Regions from separate parts of the Mus musculus genome. Here region 1 is linked to region 2. The links are chromatin loops, found by intact Hi-C in ENCODE. Cell type or tissue: heart. All regions are shown on one strand. Links, peaks and the distances in the headings refer to the core of each region. The heading gives the core; the rest is flanking DNA. Region 1 has its middle 140 kb from the start of Cyp26a1. Region 2 overlaps Cyp26a1 (cytochrome P450, family 26, subfamily a, polypeptide 1).

The links. A loop is a pair of places that touch in the nucleus more often than their neighbours do. Peaks named below come from ENCODE experiments on the same cell type or tissue, not always from the same donor. Only the 100,000 strongest peaks of a DNase experiment are listed, where the experiment ranks them.
Region 1: a loop joins it to region 2, with 2.6 times the contacts of the local background. A loop is called at or near these places in 6 of 42 quality-filtered maps.

What each region holds. Positions count from the first base shown.
Region 1 is chr19:37,831,522-37,842,330 of GRCm38, forward strand. No RefSeq gene overlaps it. Among named protein-coding and RNA genes, the nearest start is that of Cyp26a1, 140 kb to the left of the region's middle. In heart, for the core only: a CTCF peak has its summit at 5,572; no DNase peak of the experiment used is centred there; H3K27ac peaks cover 932 bases.
Region 2 is chr19:37,700,630-37,711,178 of GRCm38, forward strand. Cyp26a1 (cytochrome P450, family 26, subfamily a, polypeptide 1) reads left to right here. Exons shown (of 7, transcript NM_007811.2): 6 at 1-141; 7 at 381-907. The coding sequence ends at 722. Among named protein-coding and RNA genes, the nearest start is that of Cyp26a1, 8.1 kb to the left of the region's middle. In heart, for the core only: a CTCF peak has its summit at 3,471 (motif pointing right); a DNase peak (open chromatin) is centred at 3,512; H3K27me3 peaks cover 4,435 bases.

The sequences.
Region 1 (10,809 bases), core at 1,764-9,763, 130 kb after region 2:
ATCCTTGCTGCTGTTTAGTCTCTTGGCATATGCACCAGACTTGAGTGATGCCACACCCAGTCTGTGGCATCTCAAGTCATGATCAACTGCCAAGTTTGGCCTGGGCTGGCTCACAGGCCAGGGTTTGGATGTGTCCTACTGACCCCAGTCTCTGCAGCCTGGGCCTGAACACCCTGGCTGCCTGGATACTCACATGAGTACCAAACCCTACCTTTAGGGCCTATACCTAGAGATCTACCACAGGACATGGCAGGGGTGGGGTGGAGTGGGGGGGGGGTTCCTTGCTCTCCCTTTGAGCCAGTGGCCATAGGATCACTTCTTTTCAACTTTATTCTTATTGTATGTGTGCATCATTGTGTTTAGAAGAGGCACATGCTTACCCCAGCACATGTGGGCAGCCAGAGAAAAACCTAATGGGCTTGGTCCTCTCCTTCTACCTTTGTGTGCGCTCTGGGGATCAAACTCAGATCATCAGATGTCTCCAGGCTGCACCATCTCACTAGCCCCACCATAGGATCATTTCTGTTCTCTTGGGCTTCTGGGTGTGGTGTAGTCCATAATCCGCTGCCTCCCTGGGAATGAATTGGAAGGGCACCTGTTTTAAAACCAGGTGATAACTGTCACATGGCCCGCTGAATTCTGGCTATGCACCCCTCACCTCCACCCCAGGCTGTCTGCACTGCTCCCCTGGTCATCCCAACCCTCAGCCTTAACCAGCTCAGCTGCAGAGAGCTCACACAAAGCTCTGAACAGCAAGGGGAGTTCTATCTTTCCCTGTGGGAACCTGATGCCTTGACCTTCAGTTTGTATGCCTAACTCTTTAGGTGCCTAAATCCCTCTTCTTATACAGACATCAGGGGCTGGAGAGATGTCTCACAGTCAGAGCACTTGCTGCTCTTGCAGAGGACATGGGTAGCTCCAGGTCCAGAGTGTCTTACTTAGTTAGGGATTTACTGCTGTGAACAGACACCATGACCAAGGCAAGTCTTATAAAGGACAACATTTAATTGGGTCTGGCTTACACATTCAGAGAGGTTCAGTCCATTATCATCAAGGTGGGAGCATGGCAGCATCTAGACAGACATGCTACAGGCAGAGCTGAGAGTTCTACATCTTTATCTGAAGGCTGCTAGTGGAAGACTGACTTCCAGGCAGCTAGGATGAGGGTCTTAAGCCTACATTTACAGTCACACACCTACTACAACAAGGCCACACCTCCCAACAGTGCCACTCCCTGGGCCAAGCAGGTACAAACCATCACACAGGAGATGCAATGCCCTTTTCTAGCCTCCAAGTGCACCAAGCATGCATGTTATATTACAGTCATTCAAGCAAAACATTCAAATATAGAATATGATAAATAAATATAATTTTTAAAATGTTTAAAGGCACTTGTTCTGTCGGTTAAGATTCATATCTATAATTTCATTTTACCTTAATGGCACCTTTATAAGTCCTATCTCAATGTACAGAAGCATTCTGAGGTATTGTGAGGGTTAGAACTTGAGTATATTAATCTAGGGAAGTATGATTCAGTCATACACTATATTGATGCAATTAGTAAATGGACGTGTTCTAGGGCAGGAATCTCTGAGATTGCTGGGGTCTGAGCTCCCTCGACCTTGCCAGTTCTTACGTCTATCTGGTAACATGGTCCCACGTGCACTACAGACAGCTATTTGTGGGTGCATAGTACTTGTTCTTGAGACAGAGTACCATGGAAGACACTGAAAGATCGCTAGCCCTCCTAACTCTATAGCTAATTCTGGAACATTCTGTGTTTCTAGAGCTCTTGGGTTTTCAGATAGGACATCTTCTCAGTCACTGTGCAGAGCTGATATCTGGGTGAAACGAACCCTGAGTGTGAAAACACTTCACAAAAGGAAAGAAGGAGGCAAGTGCTTATTTGGCACCTTCTGTGTACCCTACAGACTGCATCTCCATTTGGACTCTGGCTCTGGAAACTGTTGGTTGCCCTGGCTCTACCAACCTTCTCTGCTCAAACTCTGTATTTTTTTAAGATTTATTTTTTTTAATTTTATGTATATTAGTACACTGTTGCTGTCTTCAGACACACCAGAAGAGGACATCGGATCCCATTACAGATGGTTGTGAGCCACCACATGGTTGCTGGGAATTGAACTTAGGACCTTTAGAAGGGCAGCCAGTGTGCTTAACAGCGGAGACAACTCTACCCCCAAACTCAATCTTAACAGTCTTACTCCCTGGCCTGACTGCAGTGGTCCGCAGGGAGCACTCTAAACAGTTATGAACATTTGCAATGCCTAGATAATTCCTTCTCCCCCTCCTTCTCTTCTCCTGTATACCACTTTGGAATTATTGGAGATTCCAGATCTTGAAGAGGGAAGGAACAGAGTTTGGCAGTGGGCTGGGGGTGGGTAGCAGGTAGGGGTTGCCACATGCCCAGCATGGTGGAGGAGAGAGGTTTGGGCAGGTGAGTAACCAGGGAACTTCTCCCAGTCCATATTAAACTTTAGTTTTCTGGGAAGGAAATCTGTTCTTCCAAATGCTGGTAATTCCTTGCCCACAAAAGACAGATATTTCCCCAGCCAGAGGACCGTGAACGACCCCGCCCAGGATATCCTGCATCTTGGGCGCCGTGGCTCTGCCACTCACAGATGAATCAGGTAGACTCCCTGGTAGCTGTAACCCAGCACTGCTTCAGAGCCTGTGGTGATCTGCTCCACCTTCAAAGCAGTGTTTTTCTTACCTGAAGACTGTCTCCACCACTGAGGGCAGTTAGAACAGGGGTTCTCAACGTGTGGGTCGCGACCCCTTGGGAGGGGATGATCTTTTCTCAAAGGTTCCCCCCCCCCAAATGAGATCAGGTTGCCACTGGAAAACAGATATTTGCACTATGATTATAACAGTAGCAAAGTTACAGTTAATGAGGTAGCAACAAAAATAATTTTATAGTTGGGGATCATCACAACATGAGGCATAAAGAGTCACAAGATTAGGACCCAGGCTCAATTCCTAGCATCCCCATGGCAGCTCACACCTGTCTGGAACTCCCCGTTCCAGGGCGTCTGACACCTTCACACATCATGTAGGCGAAACAGCAATGCCCATGAAATAAAGTAATAGTGGTAGTCATAGACATGCACAGTCTGTCTAGGGATGATCCCCTAGGAAATGTCCTTTGGTCACTGCTCAGGCCCTAAGGGCCCTGATCCTTCCAATTCAGGATGGCAAGTCATCTTAAAGTTATCTTAAACTGAAAGGGGTTGGACGGCCACCTCAGCTGAAAAGATCTGCAGGCCCTCAACTCGATGATGGCATGGCCTGGACTAAAACCCTGTCCACTATTCTAGGTTGCCTTGAGAGGTGACAACACAGCCTGCCAATACTCCTGATGTACTTGAACCCGAAGATGTGATGACTTGGGTGTTTCTACTGCCTACTCTGAATTGGAAGCCTTTGAAGGAAGGCGGTTGGAGAACGAATCACAGGAGATCACGATACAACTCTGCCAAAAGTCGCTCTGAACTCAGACCCCAACTACTTTAACATATTGGAGAAGTTCTAAAGTCGCTAAAAGCTTTCAAAGTAACTTTCTATCAAAATACTAATTGAACGCAGTTAAGTTTACGCTAACAAGTTTATAGTATTAAAATATCAAAACACAGTTAATTTTTGTCTCATGTTGAGCCAAATGGTGCACTATCATGATATTTATTTTCGTGTATTAATTTTCAGTTTCCTGGAACTAATTATTGTTGGGTTTTTCTTTTTTCTTTCCTTTGCTTGGATTTCTTTGAACTTTTGAGTGACTCTCCCTACATCCTTTAATACAGATATTTTTTTCCCCCTCAGGGCTGGTTTCCCCATTAGTAAACCTGTCTGCTTAGTCTCTCAGTTTGACATATTCCAAAAGATAGCACTTCTAAAGACACTCTTCCTTTCATACTTTCTAGCACCTGTGGCTCTCTAGGACTCTTGGTCACCGTTAAGATAACCAAAGCAACCTAACAGTGGTTCTCAACTTTCCTAGTGCTGCGAATTTTTAATACAACTCTTCATGTTGTAGTGATCCCCCGGCCATAGAGTCATTTTTGTTGCTACTTCATGACTGTAATTTTGCCACTGTTATGAATTGTAATATAAATATCTGTTTGGGCTGGAGAGATGGCTCAGCAGTTAAGAGTGCCGACTGCTCTTCTGAAGGTCATGAGTTCAAATCCCAGAAACCACATGATGGCTCACAACCATCTGTAATGAGATCTGATGCCCTCTTCTGGGGTGTCTGAAGACAGCTACAGTGTACTTACATATAATAAATATCTGTTTGCCAAGACCCTTGGGTGTTGAGCCTAGAGGGATCGAGACCCACAGGTTGAGAAACACTGAAATAGACGCTAGCGATTGTTCCATTCTGGCCTGAGTCTTCAGCTTCCATGCTTCTGTTCAGCCATCTTCTTTCATGTTTCCTTAAGAGGATCTTGTCGATAATGAAAGACAGAGCAAAACGTGAGTGGAGGAAGAGATGTGTTACTGTTAACTTTGCCTGGACCCTGGCCATGTTCCATTTTGACACTGTTGTTGTCTGAGGTGATTTGAATTTTGAGAGTTTTTTGGGTTTTTTTTTTTGGCCAGGTTGTTATTGAAAGAAATATTATGGTGTATCTGATTTTACTCAGGCTCAAACGTTCTATGATAGCTCAAAAGAGCAAATTAATTAGGAGAGGAGAACCCTTCAGCGTCTCTAAACTCTTGCTTCTCCATTCTGAGCCAGGCTTCTGTGCCAAGGTCTTCAGTACCAAGGTCCCGAAGTCCCCGGTCTTGAATATAAAGTCAGGGGAAGGCTGCCTGAATCTATTGTTGTGCTAATGGCTACACCTGAAGATTTGCTATGGAGATTTAACATTTCTCTTGGAGGGGTCATACCTTACCATTTCTTTTTAATTTTAAAAATTTATTTATGAATACGTATTTTATTAATCTCTAGGAAATCCCATATAAAAATACTTTAATCATATTAACCCCCTGAACTCCTCCACCTCTGCTCCCTTACCCACCCCAACTTCGTGTCTTTTTTTAAATTATTATTAGTTTTAATTTAATTACCCATCAGCTCCAAATTTAGAGACATCACATTTTAAATTGCACTGGAAATTCTGCTTTAGGGAAATACGAGTTAATTGTTTCAGAAAAGTAGAGCGAGGTGTGGGTGTAGGAGGCAGAGGGAAGAGCTGTCCCACAGGCCAGCAGTCAGTCCCTCAGCTCATGCAGAGGGCAGACAGGCTTCCATTGGCAAGCTGTTGGTGGGAAGGTGGTACCAAGATGAGACTCGTGCATCTGGATCCATCTCTTCATCCTCACCCAGGCTTTCTCCTAACCAACTCACCTTTGGGATGTTCTAGCTTTGTTTTATGCCCTGGCAGCAAAAAAACAAAAACAAAAAACCAGATCCCAGAGTGAGGAGACTTGGCTCTTAGCTCCTGCCCAAGTCAGGGTCGTGACAGTGAAGGCTCCTTACTAGAGCTGCCTCTCATTCAGGAGAATCTTACCTTCTTCACTCTTATCCTGCTGACACAAGGACGCCAGCACCACCCTGTGGCACCTAGGTAACAGGGAATCCACCCCGTGCCCACAAGGGAGGGGCTGCTGAGATCTCTCTGGCCAGGGCTGGTTGGAAGAGAGACCTGGTCAGTGTTGGGTATGGTAGAGCACCTGAAGTCTCTAAGCGGCTCCCAGCTGTTTAACACGCCTAGACAGCAGGGTTTCCTCTCCCATTCCAACTTGCCTGCTTTGCAAAGGGAACTGAGAGAGAGGCTAGACCGGGCTGAGGCAGTATGGGCCTCACAGGGCATCACAAGCCTGTATGCCAGATGCTATTGTCTCCAGCTGCCTTTCCTTTCTCTCCTTCATGTCAGTCCCTCTCTTGGCCCCCTTTTCTTCTCTGTTGGAAGCTCTAAAATAACAAGACAAACTTTGACCTCTGAAGGTCAGAGCTGGACACTTTGCTTGGCTTAGGCTCTGCAGGACTGTGCTATGTGTGTTCATTTTCCATTATCATGTGACAGAGGAGAAGGCCTGGTTCATCTCCCCAGTGGGCTCCACAGCTCCATCAGTGACCAAACGCATGGGTTCACATTGAGTTAACCACACATGTTTTTATCCTCCAGGTTCTGAGAGAGACAACCTATGACCTTGAACTTGTCCTCAATAATATAAATATTCAAACTCAACAGTAGATCAAAGTTATATTGTGTGAATGCAGAGAAGAAAGAACCAATCCAAGAAGACCCCGAAGACAGTCACTAACTGCCCACCCTGTGGGAGAAGTGCTACCAAACTGCAGGAACCTTTGCTTTCTTTAGGTCTTGTGGTAGAAGGTGATTGTGGTGAAGTTCTTCCCAAATGATTTTGTGCATACCATACCCAATGAGTACACAGATTGGTGCCTGGAGAACCTTGGGTTTTATTGTGGGAGAAGGTGTGGGAATGGAATGGGAAGAGAGGAGAACTGGGACATCTGATGGGAATTAGCAATATGAGTGGAAATGCAACCTCTAAAAATAGACTTGTATTTCCCAGTTCTGCTCACATCAAAGCCAATGACGGGCAAGTGATGATAAGCCCTGCGCAGAACCAGAAGCCTCTGGAAAAGTGATGACTAAGTCTGGGGCTGGGAAAGGGAAAACACAAGGCGAGGCTGCAATGTTGCTGTATTCAAAGTAAACAGCACTCAAACCTGATAAGATGTCAAAAGACATCTCTCACAAGGAGCCACCTTGAACCACTTGAACCACTCACAAGGAGCCACCTTGAACCACTCACACTGGTTAACCCTGAAAGCACAAAGAATGGCGAAGGCTCCGAGAGAGGCTCAGGTGCTAGACTGCTTGCCTAGTGAGCCTGAAGCCCCACGTTCTATCTCCAGCACTCTATGCAGCGGGGCATAACTGTAATCTCAGCATTCAGGCACCGGGATTGAGAGTTTCAGGCCAGACAGGGATATATGAGACCCTGTTTCCAAAAAAGGATGAAGGAAGAATACTGAGAGAAATAATGATATGGGGGGGGGCAGAATATTTTAAAAGTTTAATAAGATCCCCAAATAACAATAATCAGATACGAAGCGAGATGTGAAATCCCTTCTCAACGGAAGAGCACCATCAAGTAGTTGAAAAAAATACTGCCATTAGAAAAGAGTTATTTTCCAACCATTTCGACAGTAAAGCTGTAGGGGTGAAGGCGCTGGCTAAAACCACTAGGGAACAGGGTAGTTACGTGGCCTCAAAATAGCATCCTGCTGAAGTCCATATTAAAATGGAAAAATAATGTTGTGTCAAATGATCAAACTCACATGTCGCCTACAATGAGACAAACTGACCACATTATGCCTCCTGACGGAAAGGCGTTGTGAAAGACACAAGGCTACCCTCTCATGTCTTTGCCAAAGCGTTCTCCTTGAACCTCGTCACAAAGAAGCAATCAGACAAGCGCAAAATTGAAGCATATTTTACAAAATAGTTTGTCTGTGTGGCTTTTAAAAAAATCACAATAAAGAAGAGGGGAAGAAAGGCTTTTATAATAGTTAAATGTGATGTGTGTTTCCAAGTTTTGTTATTTATTTGTTTTTGAGACATTACATAGATCAGGCTAGCCATGACCTCATGATCCACTGGCCTCTGCCTTCTGAGTGCTGGGAATAAAGGCGTGAACCACAACACCTGGTCTACTTGGGTGTTTTATATCTACATACATTTGTATACACACGCGCGCGCGCGCGCGCACACACACACACACAGAGACAGAGACAGAGAGACAGAGACAGAGAACATTGTGGAGACAATACAGATTTGGAAAGGAACCCATATCATAGAATAGCGGTATATGCTATTAAGTTTCCTTTTTGGCAGGGATGATGGAAGCCTGTGCAAGCAGTGTTTGACTGTTGAGCATCCTGCATCTCTGGTCTGATATGACATTTCTTAGTCCTGTGTGGTAGCATACACCTTTTACCCAGGCACTAGGGAGGCAGAGGCAGGCAGATATCTATGAGTTTGTGGCCAGCTTGATCTATATAATGAGTTCCAGGCCAGGCAAGGCTATAAAGTAAGACCCTGTTTCAAAAGAAGTAATTTTTTTTCTTAAGTGTGCTGGTTATACTTAGAAGCAAAACGTTCTTGTCTTTTGGAAAGAAATGCCTAAGTCGTTAGGAGAGTGCTGTGGTTGGCTTCTTATTTTGCAATGGCTTAGGGGTGAAGAATCATTTATTGAAAGAGAATAGAAAGTAAAAATCTCAGAACAAATATGCTAAAATGGTAACCAAGATTTCTAGGTGACGAGAATACAGTGTGGGTTGCACTTTCCCTATGCACAACTTTTCTGTAGGCTCCATGACATTATTATTTCTTTTATGCAATATATTCTGAACAGAGTTTTCACAGCCTCCAGCTCCTCCCCAACTTCCTCCCACCTAATGTCCTGCACTTTCCTTCTCTCTCTCTCTCTCTCTCTCTCTCTCTCTCTCTCTCTCTCTCTCTCTCTCTCTAAAATAAACAAATAAAACTAAGAAAGGCTCACACAAAAACTCCAGACCCAAAGTATATAAAGCAAAAGACCAAAAAGACAAAAAAAAAAAAAGCTAAACCAAGCAAAAAGTCTATGAAAGAAGAGACAAGTCTGAGAAGAGAGAGAGAGAGACAAAAGGTCTACAGAAATACTATTGAGTTCACCTTGTGTTGGTCATCTACTCTTGGGCACGGGGCCTACTTTGAGATGTGGTTAACATATCCAGTGAGACGCCATGAGTAAAAACTAATTTTTCCTTTGCAAGTAGGCTTCAGGTAGCTTCTTGGTCAGTGTTGGAAGCCCATTTCCATTTTCCCCTCTCATTGCTGGGACCTAGTGTGGCTTGAAGCTGTGTCAGCCCTGTGTGTGTGTGCTGTCACAGTCCCTGTGAGTTCATATGTGCATCAGTCTTGTGTTTGGAAGATACTGATTTCTTGGAGTCCTCCATCTCCTCTGGCTTCTAAAATCTTTCTGCCTCCTCCCCTTCTGTATAGATCCTTGATCTTTGAAAGAAGGGGTTTGATGAAGACATTCATTTAGGACTGGTTAATCCAAAGACCCTGTCCAATGTCCAGTTGTGGGATCCGGTGTCAGCTCCCAGGTACTGTAAAGAGAAGGCTCTCTGATGAAGGCTGAGAGAGGCACTGATGTATGGGTATAGCAGAATGTCATTAGGAGTCATTTTACCGCTACATTTCTTTAGTAGAGCAACAGTATCTAATTTTCCCCTAGGTCCATAACCCATCTAGCCTCTGATTCTTGGCCACTGGAGCAGCATTGGGAATGTGTTCCACCTCATGGAGTGGGCCTTAACTGCAACCAGAGAGTGGTTGGTTACACTGACAATGCCTTTGCCTCTATGGCACCACCAGCATTTTCACAGGCAGGCCACAGAGTTTGTAGCTGAGCTGATGACTACCCTTCTTTGGTATCGTGCAGTACCACAGATGCTCATCAGAAGGAACAAAGCCTCTAGTTAGGCACTAGTTCAGCTTCTCTTTGTTTGATGAGACATATAAATGTTGTCTTTGGCAATAAGGCCTTGGCATCAGTTTGTGGAGAGCAACCAACAGACTTCATGACTTTTCAAATCAAAAGTGAGTTAGCAATGAGGCTTATGTTAGAGCACTAGACTGAAATGTACAAGGACCTGGATTCAGTTGCCAGCATGATGGTAGGATTGGGGGAGAGGTGTAGAATGACGAGGTTCTGGGAAAGTGTGATTAGGGCTACAAAGACTATATAGTGGCTTGTTCTGCGCATGACAGTTTACCTTGGTACAAGGCTGGCAAGGGTAGGCAGCACCACAGGGATCTATCTGGGAACAGATGAAAGATCCAAGTCTTCCCATGAGTGAGCCCCCAGGCTGGAGCTTCTCAGACTGACTCCCTTCAACCCAGGTTTGGAAGAATCCATCCCTGGTGAGTGTGCCTCCTTCTGCCCCAGCACAGGGACTCCTGGCACATTCCCAGGTGCCACTTCACAAGTGCAGAGTGCTGAAACTATCCTCTAGGAATGCTCCCATAATTTCAAGATGACAGCAATGGCAACGTGTCTTTATCCCAGCTGTTCTTAGAATCACTTACAGTGGTCTTAAGGCATCCACACACTGCTGCATTCTACACCCCACGTCTCTCTTTCAGTCATTCTGAAGTAGGTCCCAGAAGTCACATTCTGAAAGAAATGTCCAGGTCCACTGAACTTGGTAATGGAGTATGGAAACCACAGGACATAGGACCTTGCAGGAGCTGCCTTTTGCTGGATGTAACTTAAAAAATAGAAAGGGGAACTAGGGAATAGCTATGACCATATTTCATTGTATCCATGTATGGAATTCTTAATTGTAAAGAAAAAATTTTAATTAAAAAAGTAGTATTATATAAAATAGTAACAAATGAATAATAAATCATAATTTAAATGAAAACTACGAAATAAGATAAAGACACACATAAGAAGCAAGAAGAGAGTCTGAGGAAGATACCCAACATCAATGTTGTTCCTCCACATGCATGTGCACATATGTGCAACCACACACGTGTGAACATGCACGCACACATGCTTGAAGCATGTATACCATACACACAGACACATAGAGACACACACACAGTCATACACACACATACACAGACACACCCAGAGACATACATAGAGACATATACACAGGCACACAGACACAGACACAGACACAGACACACACACACACACACACACACACACACACACACACACACACACCTAGACGAAGAAATGGTCCTGGCTCACTCT
Region 2 (10,549 bases), core at 1-8,000:
AAGAGCAATCAAGACAACAAGTTAGACATGGAAACTTTGGAACAGCTTAAATACACTGGGTGTGTCATTAAGGAGACCCTGCGATTGAATCCTCCGGTTCCAGGAGGGTTTCGGGTTGCTCTGAAGACTTTTGAGCTGAATGTGAGTGCACCTCCTGTCCCCCACCCCCAGCCCTCGTCCACGTCCACTCTGCTATGCTGTTGAGCATCAGCTGCCCAGAGCAGTGGCTCACTGCCCTTGACAGTGTCCTGCCTCCTATGGTACTGGGAACCAATTTGCTCTCCTCTCTTAATGCCATCCATGCTAGTAATGACTTTTTGTTGTTGCAAGCTCAGGGCCGGGATTGTCAATTCTTAGGATTTTTTTTTTTTTTTAAACAGGGATACCAGATCCCCAAGGGCTGGAATGTTATTTACAGTATCTGTGACACCCACGATGTGGCAGATATCTTCACTAACAAGGAGGAATTTAATCCCGACCGCTTTATAGTGCCTCATCCAGAGGATGCTTCCCGGTTCAGCTTCATTCCATTTGGAGGAGGCCTTCGGAGCTGTGTAGGCAAAGAGTTTGCAAAAATTCTTCTTAAGATATTTACAGTGGAGCTGGCTAGGCACTGTGATTGGCAGCTTCTAAATGGACCTCCTACAATGAAGACAAGCCCCACTGTGTACCCTGTGGACAATCTCCCTGCAAGATTTACCCACTTCCAGGGAGATATCTGATAGCTATTTCAATTCTTGGACTTATTTGAAGTGTATATTGTTTTTTTTAAAATAGTGTCATGTTGACTTTATTTAATTTCTAAATGTATAGTATGATATTTATGTGTCTCTACTACAGTCCCGTGGTCTTAAATATTAAAATAATGAATTTGTATGATTTCCCAATAAAGTAAAATTAAAAAGTGCTTCTCTTGCTTTTTAAGATTCTTGTTGGCAAGCTGCCCATGGTGGTACATTGCTGTAATACTAGGACTTGGAAGGTGGAGGCAAGAAGAGCAGGCATTCAAGGCTAGCCTGGGCTACAGAAATCCTGTCTTAAACAAACACTACAACAAAAAGTCCTGTTAGGGAATCTGACTGGCTCAGTGTTTGTACTTTGTGTATTTAAAATGATTTAGAGTGAAACCATAGGTCTCTCCCCCATGTCAGAAAATATATATTATTATGTGTATGCTGATCCAAAGGTATCTTTGTAACTTTTTCTAAGGTCATTGAGACTTCATATTTTGAAATTGTATGGAGGCTAGTTATATTACATTATTTATTTATTTATTTATTTACATTTTTATGGTGCTGGGGATTGGATCGAAGGCTTCACACCTCTAGGGCAAGCCCTTTGTCATTAAGGCGCTGCCTCTCCCTTTCAGCCCAACGTTAATTCTAGATTCTTTTTCTTTGGTGCTTTTGGGAGGTAAACCTGGGATGCTGCAGTTATTTGGTGGTGGTCGTTGGTTTTACTCTAGAGAGAAGGCAACTTTGGGAAGGCAACACTGCTGCTGGTGAGTCGGGAAGCATCATCCCAGAGCAACGGGGTCAGCATAGCTAACATTTTAAATCAGCATAATGAATCCCTGTCATATGGAGGAGGCAGAACTCCTCTTTGAAGTTGATATTTTAGATAAGACAGAGCCAGCCCCTCTGGTTATGGACAGTTCTTACCCAAAATGAAACAGAGAAGAAAACCACTGGTGTGTCACCTTTCCTTAGAAGGTGCTTCAGGGATCCTTGCTGGGAAAGGCTGGTTTAGATAAGCAGAGCCCAGGCTTTCTTTATTCAAGATGAGGCAGCAGGGGCAGATTTAGCGGGCTGACAGATAAAGTTTTTATCTATCTCTGGCAATAGGGTTGAGTCTGACATGACTGATAAAATGGCCCAGTCGTGACCCTGTGAACCTTGGCTAACCTCCGCGAGAGCGCGGTTTTGTCACAGTTCTGACCCTGGCATGACCACGTTCTGAACGGAAGGCCGAACTCACTCCAGAGAGGTTAGCCACGGTGACTGGCTTATGCAAGCACATTCCCCCGTTTTGAAATGGCACAACCTGCTCGCTGGAACCTCTGGACGGCTTGTAGGTTTTGGACTTTAAAATTTTCATTACAATTTGAGAATTTGGCAATGTCACGGGAACCGGGTGGTCTGAAATAGGTGTTTGAACAGCTTTCGGTCCATAGTTAGACTTGCGCAATCTACCTGACTTTAGCGTTTGGGTAGAACATGAGTTGTTCTTGTTGTTGGATACTTCTGCTATTTCGAGAGCTTATTGAGTAACCCACAATGCAATGCTACAACATAAAGAAAGGAGACAAGTGGCCAAAGCTTCCGGACTCTATACTGTGAAAATGGAGCCCTTCCTCTGCAGAATGTCTGCCCGAGATCTTTGCAGATAGATTGAGCCAGCCTGGGGTGGGGGGTGGGGTGGGACATCAACAATCACAGAAAAACTTATACAAGGTCATTTTAGGGAGGTTTCGACACTATGCACTTTATTGAAGGGTGATTGGCTTTTAACAGCAGTGTCTTTGGTTACAGGAGGACTGTGAATCTCCATGAGCCGAGTTCTGTAGGAAACTCGAGCCATTTTAACATATAACTCAACTTCTTAAAAGCCACCTGAAGTTTTCTTCCCCTCTGGAGAGCTCATGGTTTTCTTCTCAACCTTTAGCTCAGTTATATCATCCAGGATCCACCTCAAAGATACATCCCCAGTGCGCTCTCTGATAATGCAGAGGGTGTTGAGTGAAGGCAGTGAGGTGCGTGGTATGAGACTGACTGAACGGACATAAGTGAGCCTGGGTCACACGTACCTGGGACAGGTTTGTTTATGGTACCAGTACCTGTGGGTCAGTACCCATGCGATGGAGAAATGAGGTAGCCTTGGCTAAAGCTGTGGAAAGAGGGCCATGGCTGTAGGAAACAAGCCCTCGGGACTCCCAGAGCTCCCTATGGTGATGGGAGCCTACAATCACTGTGTCGGTAGGTGGGCTCGCCACACTGGGCTGGAGTCCGCTGCCTCCTTCCTGTGGTGTTTGGCCTTGTCAATTCCTGTGCCTTTGTCTTCAGTCAGAGGTGTGGTGTCGCCCACCACACAGATCATTATCAGGACAGGGATGTGAAGGGAAGGGCTTCTTCCACATTCCGAAAGACTGTAGTCTTAGCAGGCTGGAGACCTAGAGGAGACACACCAGGAGTTTTGGAATCAGAAAAGACTTCCTGATGCCTCTTCTGCCCACCTCCACCCCTTTTCTAACACTTACCTATTATCTTTCCAAGGTTCTATAGCTGAGGGGTCACTATCTCCTAAATTTATCTTTCCTGCATCCTGTCACCTCTTCTGTCCCTGCCACAGTACAATTCCTTCATAAGCAACAGGTGAATTGGAGCTATGGGAGATTGCAGAGTTGGCTCCATCTTTCCTATCCCTTGTGGTGGTTTCAGGGCTTTTGCACCTTGCAAACCCCAAGATGTCCACAAGGGGGCGGGCTTCTCCCTTCTATGCCAAGCCCAGGGTACCTGTGACCGTGAAAGTTTTTCCACCAGTGACCATGAAATCTAAAGTTGACACATTCCGGTTCAAGGCTGCTTTGACCTCTAGATAGTGAGAAGCTGAAGACAACCCAATAACTTAGCTAGTACTCCACAAAAGGCCTGCCCCTCCCCCAAGAAGGGATCACATACTCCAGGTTTACCTAGACCATTACACAGTTCCAGAGGTAGTCAGCTGTGCACTCTGGATTTCCCACATTGTCCATATTTTAATCTATGCTATGTTACCCCAGTTTTCCAAGAAAACATAGGCAGCCTAATTAGTGTTTAGATGGCCTGAACTCAGTTCTGGAACCATCCCTTGAGAAAAAGCACTGTTGGAGCTGGAGAGAGAGCAAAGCCATTAAAAGCACGTTCCGCTCTTACAGAGGAGCCACGTGTGGTTTCCAGCACCCGCACTGGGCAGCTCACGACTGTCTGTAGCTCCCGCTCCAGCAGATCTGACAGTATCTTCTGACTTCCAAGGGTACCTGTGTTCTCTCTCTCTGTCTCTCTCTGTCTGTCTCTGTCTGTCTCTCTCTGTCTGTCTCTGTCTCTCTGTCTGTCTCTCTGTCTGTCTGTCTGTCTGTTTGTCTCTCTCTCTCTCTCTCTCTCTCTCTCTCTCTCTCTCTGTGTGTGTGTGTGTGTGTGTGTGTGTGTGTGTGTGTGTAGCTGGCATCCAACTCAGAGATCTGCCTGCCTCAGCCTCTGGAGTGCCCTAAAGGCAGTCACACCTGGCAAAATAAACTGAAATCTTAAGAAGAGAGAGAGGGCTGTGGATGTTAGAGGGGTAGTGGTGGCTCCTAAAAATCAACAGGTCAAAACTGTTGTAAATAACAGGTTCAGACCTGTCCTTCTGAACAGAGCATTTGCTTAGGAGGTGAGCCAGAGGAAGAGGTTACCAATACCGTGTGTGAAGGAGTAGCTAGAATTCTTTGGTGATGAAACCTGTGACCTTGGGGGCGGGGGTGGGAGCAAGCTCCTGGTCAGCAGGGGCATTCAAACGCAAGCTGGGTGGTGAAGATGGGTTAAATGGCTTTCCCATTCTCCTTCACAGCTAAACAGTGGCAAAGCTCCGACCGTTCATCCTGTATTAATTAGTTAGTTCCTCTGACACCTTCCTTCCTTCCTTTGAAATACACATTAATAACAGTCTTGGGAGACAGGTTCCCCTCCTCACTCTTCCTTCTAGCTCTTTCCGCAGTCCTCGCCTTAGGACTAGGTGAGATGGAGGTACAGAGGCACCTGGTACCCTGTGAGCTGTAGCGTTCAACTGCGATTTCTGGGTCTGCTTCAACACCCCACATCTCTCAGCTGTCTTATGGCGACCATTCAGTCCACTATGCCTCAGATCTTTCTCTTCTCCTGTCTTCCATGCACTGACACGGGACTCTGTCCACCCCACCATTCCCTTCTCTCTACCTCCTGAAAAGCTACCCAAGGTTAGGAGATGCTTTTCATCATGCTAATCATGTACATTTAGTCAACTCGGATACTTTCTTGCTCTCCTCCAGGATATGCTCACACATAGTAGGTGCTCTTTAGGAGAGAGCGCCTCTGCAATACTACTTGGTGTTTCTTCGACTTACATGGTGCCATGTTTTTTCTTTGAAAAGTGAAACTTTCATCCTTGGAAAAATCTCAGTGGCCGCAAGCTTACACGGTGTGGTTTAACAGCATGTCACAGTCCTGAAACCAATGCTCCATGGGTCCTTGGCCAAACAAGCTTTCCTTTCTTTGAAGTAGAGTCAACTCCAGTTAGAACCCCGGGAACACAGGGGTGGAGGCTTAGCTCTGGGTTGTGCGGTGGGTTTTCTGGGTGAGAGTTATCATGTTGCAATATTTGTAACCACATCACTTCAGTACAAAAAAAATGCCCCACATTGTAAGATTTCCCTCCCCTGCCAAACTCTTAGTCCATTGAGGGCTTAGAAATCTCTGTTTACTTGGTAATAGTAGATGCTTCCAGACTGTTAACTTGAAGTTACTAGTAGATTCATTTGGATTGGAAAGGCAGATAAGGCATGCTGCTTATAAGGTGACAAAATAAATTCAGTAAGGACAGCCCCCTGAGTTCATGAAGTATAGCAGTGCCACCCAATGCAACAGGGACCTGTTTCATACTCGGTGAGGGGACTTGGTACTCTGAAGTGGAAAGACCATTTAATATCAACCAGTCGCTGACTTTTCGGGCTGGAAGGCCTGTGAATATGTACTCCTGAGGGTCTGAGACTACAACTGGGAGAATTCAGGTTCCCCAGAATCCTAAAGTTACAGCAGAGAATATGAGCCAGGGTCTTAAAGGACTTGCTCAACTTGGACAAGAACAACAACAAAGAACAAAGCCCAGGACACTGGTTATTTGTGCCAGTCAGAGGGCAGACGAGGAGACTCTTCCAAACTGAACTGCACAGATTCTTGCTCCTTCCATGCCCCAGAGAGCTTCAGGACAGCGCTGTGAGAAGCTGGGGGTTTGCAGCCGCAGTGAATTTTACACAAAGCCTGACACAAGGTACAGTTTGCTAGCATTTTGGGTGAGGCTAGTGGCGGAACCTGCTTGGTGGTAGAGCTGTACCCTCACACATTTTGGAGCTGAGTGTGGTGGTTTGGATGAGAATAGCTCACATAGACTTATTATATATTTGAATGATTGGTCCCCAGTTGGTGGAACTGTTTGGGAAGAATTAGAAGGGTGGCCTTGTTGACAGATGTGTCACTGGGGATGGGCTTTGAAGTTTCAAAACCCATTCCCGTTGGCTTTTGCTCTGTCTCCTGATTGTTGTCTCAGTGCATAATCGCTCAGCTACAGCTCCACGCCTGCTGCCACGCTTCCCGAACTTACCCTCTGAAACGGTAAGCAAGCCCCCAGTAAACGCTTTCTTCTCTAAGCTGTCTTGGACGTGCTGTCTCCTCGTGACAATAGAAAAGTAACTAAGACACAGAGGCAAGATGCTTGTGAGATGTGAGTGTATAGCAGGACTGACAATGACTTGCTGAAATACAGATTGGCTCCCCCCGAGGTTTTCTGCACTAACTCAAGAATTAACATCTATAGCTAGCCCCCGAGCGGTGCTGATGTTCGTGGTCCAGGGATTACACCAAGCTTCACCAGTGAAAGCAAATCCGATTCGTGAGTGCAAACTTAGCAGGGCCAGCAAGTGATATGATGTACCCAGAGCCAGGCGGTTGATGTGCAGACATGGGGAACACAGGTACCATCTGATGTAGGTAGTTGCTGCTCAGCCCTGATCTGTTCTTCATCTGAAGGCGTGAAGACCTCTGTATCTCAAGCGCTTTCAGTAGTGTCAGGTGTTGGACATTCTGATTTGCTTGGGAACAGCTTTTTAGATTTTGGAGTCAATTTTCTTTATTTTTTTTTTTTTAATGTGTAAGCAAGATGAAAGTTGTTTGTGGCCTTATTAGCTGCTAGTTTGAATCTTCTTGGATCTTAGTTCTTGGGGCAGTGGGGTTCTTAGAGGGCTCTGTCAAGGGTTCATCTCAGGGTCTGGAGGGATGGCTGTTGTTAAGAGCACAGCCTGCTCACCCAGAGGACCCATGTTCAATTCCCAGCAATCCCATGGCAGCCCACAACTGTTTGTGACTCTAGTTCCAGGAGACCTAACAACCTTTCTGCCCTTCTGAGGGCACCAGGTACCCATACATATTAAGTAAGTAAAGAGAAAGCTTTATATTTTAAAGAAAGAGTTCATCTGAGTGGTTCCCTTGGTTCTCACTGACCAGGAATGAAGTCACCCACGCCTTGAGTAGAGCTACAAGGGTGTGTCTTCTGAGACGAAGGCTTTGCTCCTCACTTGGACTCTCCACAGGGTGACTTGAGTTTCTGTGACGCGTGGCAGCTGTCCTTGCTCAGAACAGTCGATCCCAAACCAGGAGCAAGTGAGAGACCTTAATGACTTTTACTACCTAACTCTGAAAACCACACGTTATTATGCCAACAGCATTCTGCTGATGACACAGGTGAGCTGTCTCCTTAGGTGATTCTGTAACTGGGGACCTCGAGGGCCATTTGGAGGTCGGCTAACACGGTATGTCTAGAGGAAGGCGTGGGTGCTTTTCTTTCCTTTTCCCTCAAGTGCTTTGCTTTTGGCCCTGTTTCTGAGAAATCCTTTATTTCCATATCATTAGCACCCATTGCTTACTGATGCTGCTGACATTAAGGAAAGCCCTCATCTGAACGGAGTCTCAGGAGTCATATGGTCCAGGGTTGCAGACAAGAATCCCGGGAGAAGCCTGAGAGGGTAGATGCTTAAACTCTTCAGCTTGCCAATGTTTTCAACAAGCTAATTTCACCCGGTCGTTTTTTCAGGCCTCTGTGTCCCTGGGCTCTGATTTGGATAATCCAATCACTGGGTGGCAAGCTGTCCTGGTTTGCTTAGGACTTATGGATTTCTTGGTACTTAAGTATTTGTGTGTGTGTGTGTGTGTGTGTGTGTGTGTGTGTGTGTGTGTGTAAGATAGAGGACAAAGCCCACCTTCCACTTTCATGTGGGCTCTAGGGATTGAACTTGGGTCTTCAGCCTTACGCAGCAAGTGCTTTGTCCCTTGGAACTGTCTCATAGGTCCTGATCTCCATCCCTTTTTTCAGTCTATTTTATGGACTAGCAACTTTTACTTCACTTGGTCACTCAGTGCTGTAGCTTCTCAGACAGCACCCCACATGTCCTGAATCCACATGCGTTTAGTGAGAGTCCAAGGCAATTTGATGCACCTTGAGGCTTAGGACTTTCTAGGTGTAAGCAAAACTTGACTTGAGTTTTCTCAGTCTCAGGCTCACTGGTTTCAGGGGTAAAACAGTAATCTGCCTGTGCTTCGTTTAACTTAACCTTGAGACACCTCTTGCTTTTAGTTCCCGCTTCATCACCAAAGGAAGGACAGCTAAAGTTTCATTGTTGGAGGGAACCTAAAAGTCCCAGCTCTGCCTGGAGCTTGGGTTGCGGTTCTTATAAAGCACCTTTTGACCATTGAAATCCCCGGTCCCTCCTCCCCACACGAAGATAAGGGAGACTGCTGAACACTTAGGTTGTTTCCAGTTTCAGACACTCCGAGCATTGTTTTCCAAGGTATCTTTGTATATCAGCCTTATGGAAAAAAATTAATGCTTCGTTTCTAAAGGCTTGGTTCAGAAAAATGAGTTTAACCACACCAAAGAAGATGCTTGTTTGAAACCACAGTGGGTATCTAAGAACATGCCCACGCAACGAATGCTTGAAAAAAATAGTATCGCATTTATTTTGTGGGAAATTATAGAGCTTTAGTAGGGTGAGTGTAGAGACGACATCTCACCTTGAAGGATGACTTTGGCAGTCCGTTTTATTAGGCGAACAAGGTGCAGAAAGGACCTAGCTAAGTCATGTGAGATGGCTAGCAAAGAGATTATTCATGCTTCCAGGAGACATTTTGGACATTTCTTCTGGTTGTAAAGCACTTGTACTGATTTTGTAATTAAGACTTTGAGGGTCTAGGTCTGTAGAGCAATTGAAGTTGGCAAGTTTATGCTTGCCTTGTATACAATAAAACCCTGGGTTTGATACTTAGAACCCAGGGTGGGGGTGGGTCTTAGTGTTCTATTGCTATGAAGAGACACCATGACCATGGCAACTCTTACAAAGGAAAACATTTAATTGGGGAATTGCTTACAATTTCAGAAGTTTAGTCCATTGTTCATCATGGTGGGCACCATGGCAGCATGGAGGCAGACGTGGTGCTGGTGAGGTAGACCAGAGTTCTGCATCTAGACCCACAGGCAGCAGGAAGAGAAAAGAGAACCATTGGGCCCGACTTGAGCTTCTGAAACCTCTGTGACACGCACTTCCTCCAAAGAGGCCACACCTCCTATCCTTTCAAATAGTGCCACTCCCTGGTGACCAAGCATTCAAATCTCTAAGCCTATGGGGACTATTCTCATTCAAACCACCTTGGAATGAGTCAGGCAGATTAGAAGTCCGGGTTCTGTGGTCACTTGAGACTCTGGATGAGCCATCTTTTGAGCCCAGCCTTGCTTCTCCATTTTCAAGGGCAGGCAATCAATGTTCTTGTTGCACTTGATTGGCAGATCCCAGGTCATGTGCTCATTCTCTGGCAGCCAGTTGTGGGTAAGGGAATGTTTTATTTCCTGTCCAAGAAGATTGTGGCTCAGGGTGGAGAAGACAGTTGCTGTCTAGCCAGTCGACATGTGATGTTTTTTGACCCCCTAGTCAAGAACTAAAATAGAAAAATCTTTCGGTTCTACTCTTTGAAAACCTCTACTTGTCTGTGGACACAGTTATGAGTTATTCAACTCTAACTTCTTGGCATTCTAGGAAAACCAGCTAAAGTGTACAGAGTGACTACTCCAAGTGATATTTCACGTCACTTCACTTCCGATGCATCATAATATCTGGGATGCAGATGCAGTTAACTAATTTTTGAGACAGAGTCTCCCTATGTTGCCCAGGCTGGTTTTGAAATAGAGGATTCAAATGATCCTTCTGCTTAGCCCTGATCCACAGTGCTTGACTCTGGATTGACTCTGCAGATGGAGGGTTATAGACAGTTACAGGTGCTTGTGAGCTGCCAGATGTGTATTCTGGGAATGATACTCAGGTCTTCTGCAAGACTAATATTTGTACTTAATCACCGAGCCATCTCTCTGGATCCACTGGGAATTGTTTTTTGTTTTTTTTTTTAATTTTGAGTTTTATTATTTTAGAAAATGTCAGCAGCCTTTTATAAAGTTGAAAAAAGTATTTTATGTTTATGGATGTTTTGTCTGCAGGTATGTCTATGCATCATGAGTGCTTGGTGCCCTCAAAGGCCAGAAGAAGGTGTCAGATTCCCTTCACCCGGAATCCTAGACAGCGGTGAGCTACCATGTGAGTGCTAGGAATCAAACCTGGGTCCTCTGAAATAGCATCCATGCTCTCAACTGCTAACTCTCTCCCCCAACCCTTCTCCCCCACCCCACCCCCTCCCAGGCACAGTTTTTAATGCTTGTTTTAGAAATTGAGCTTCGGAAGCACACAGCA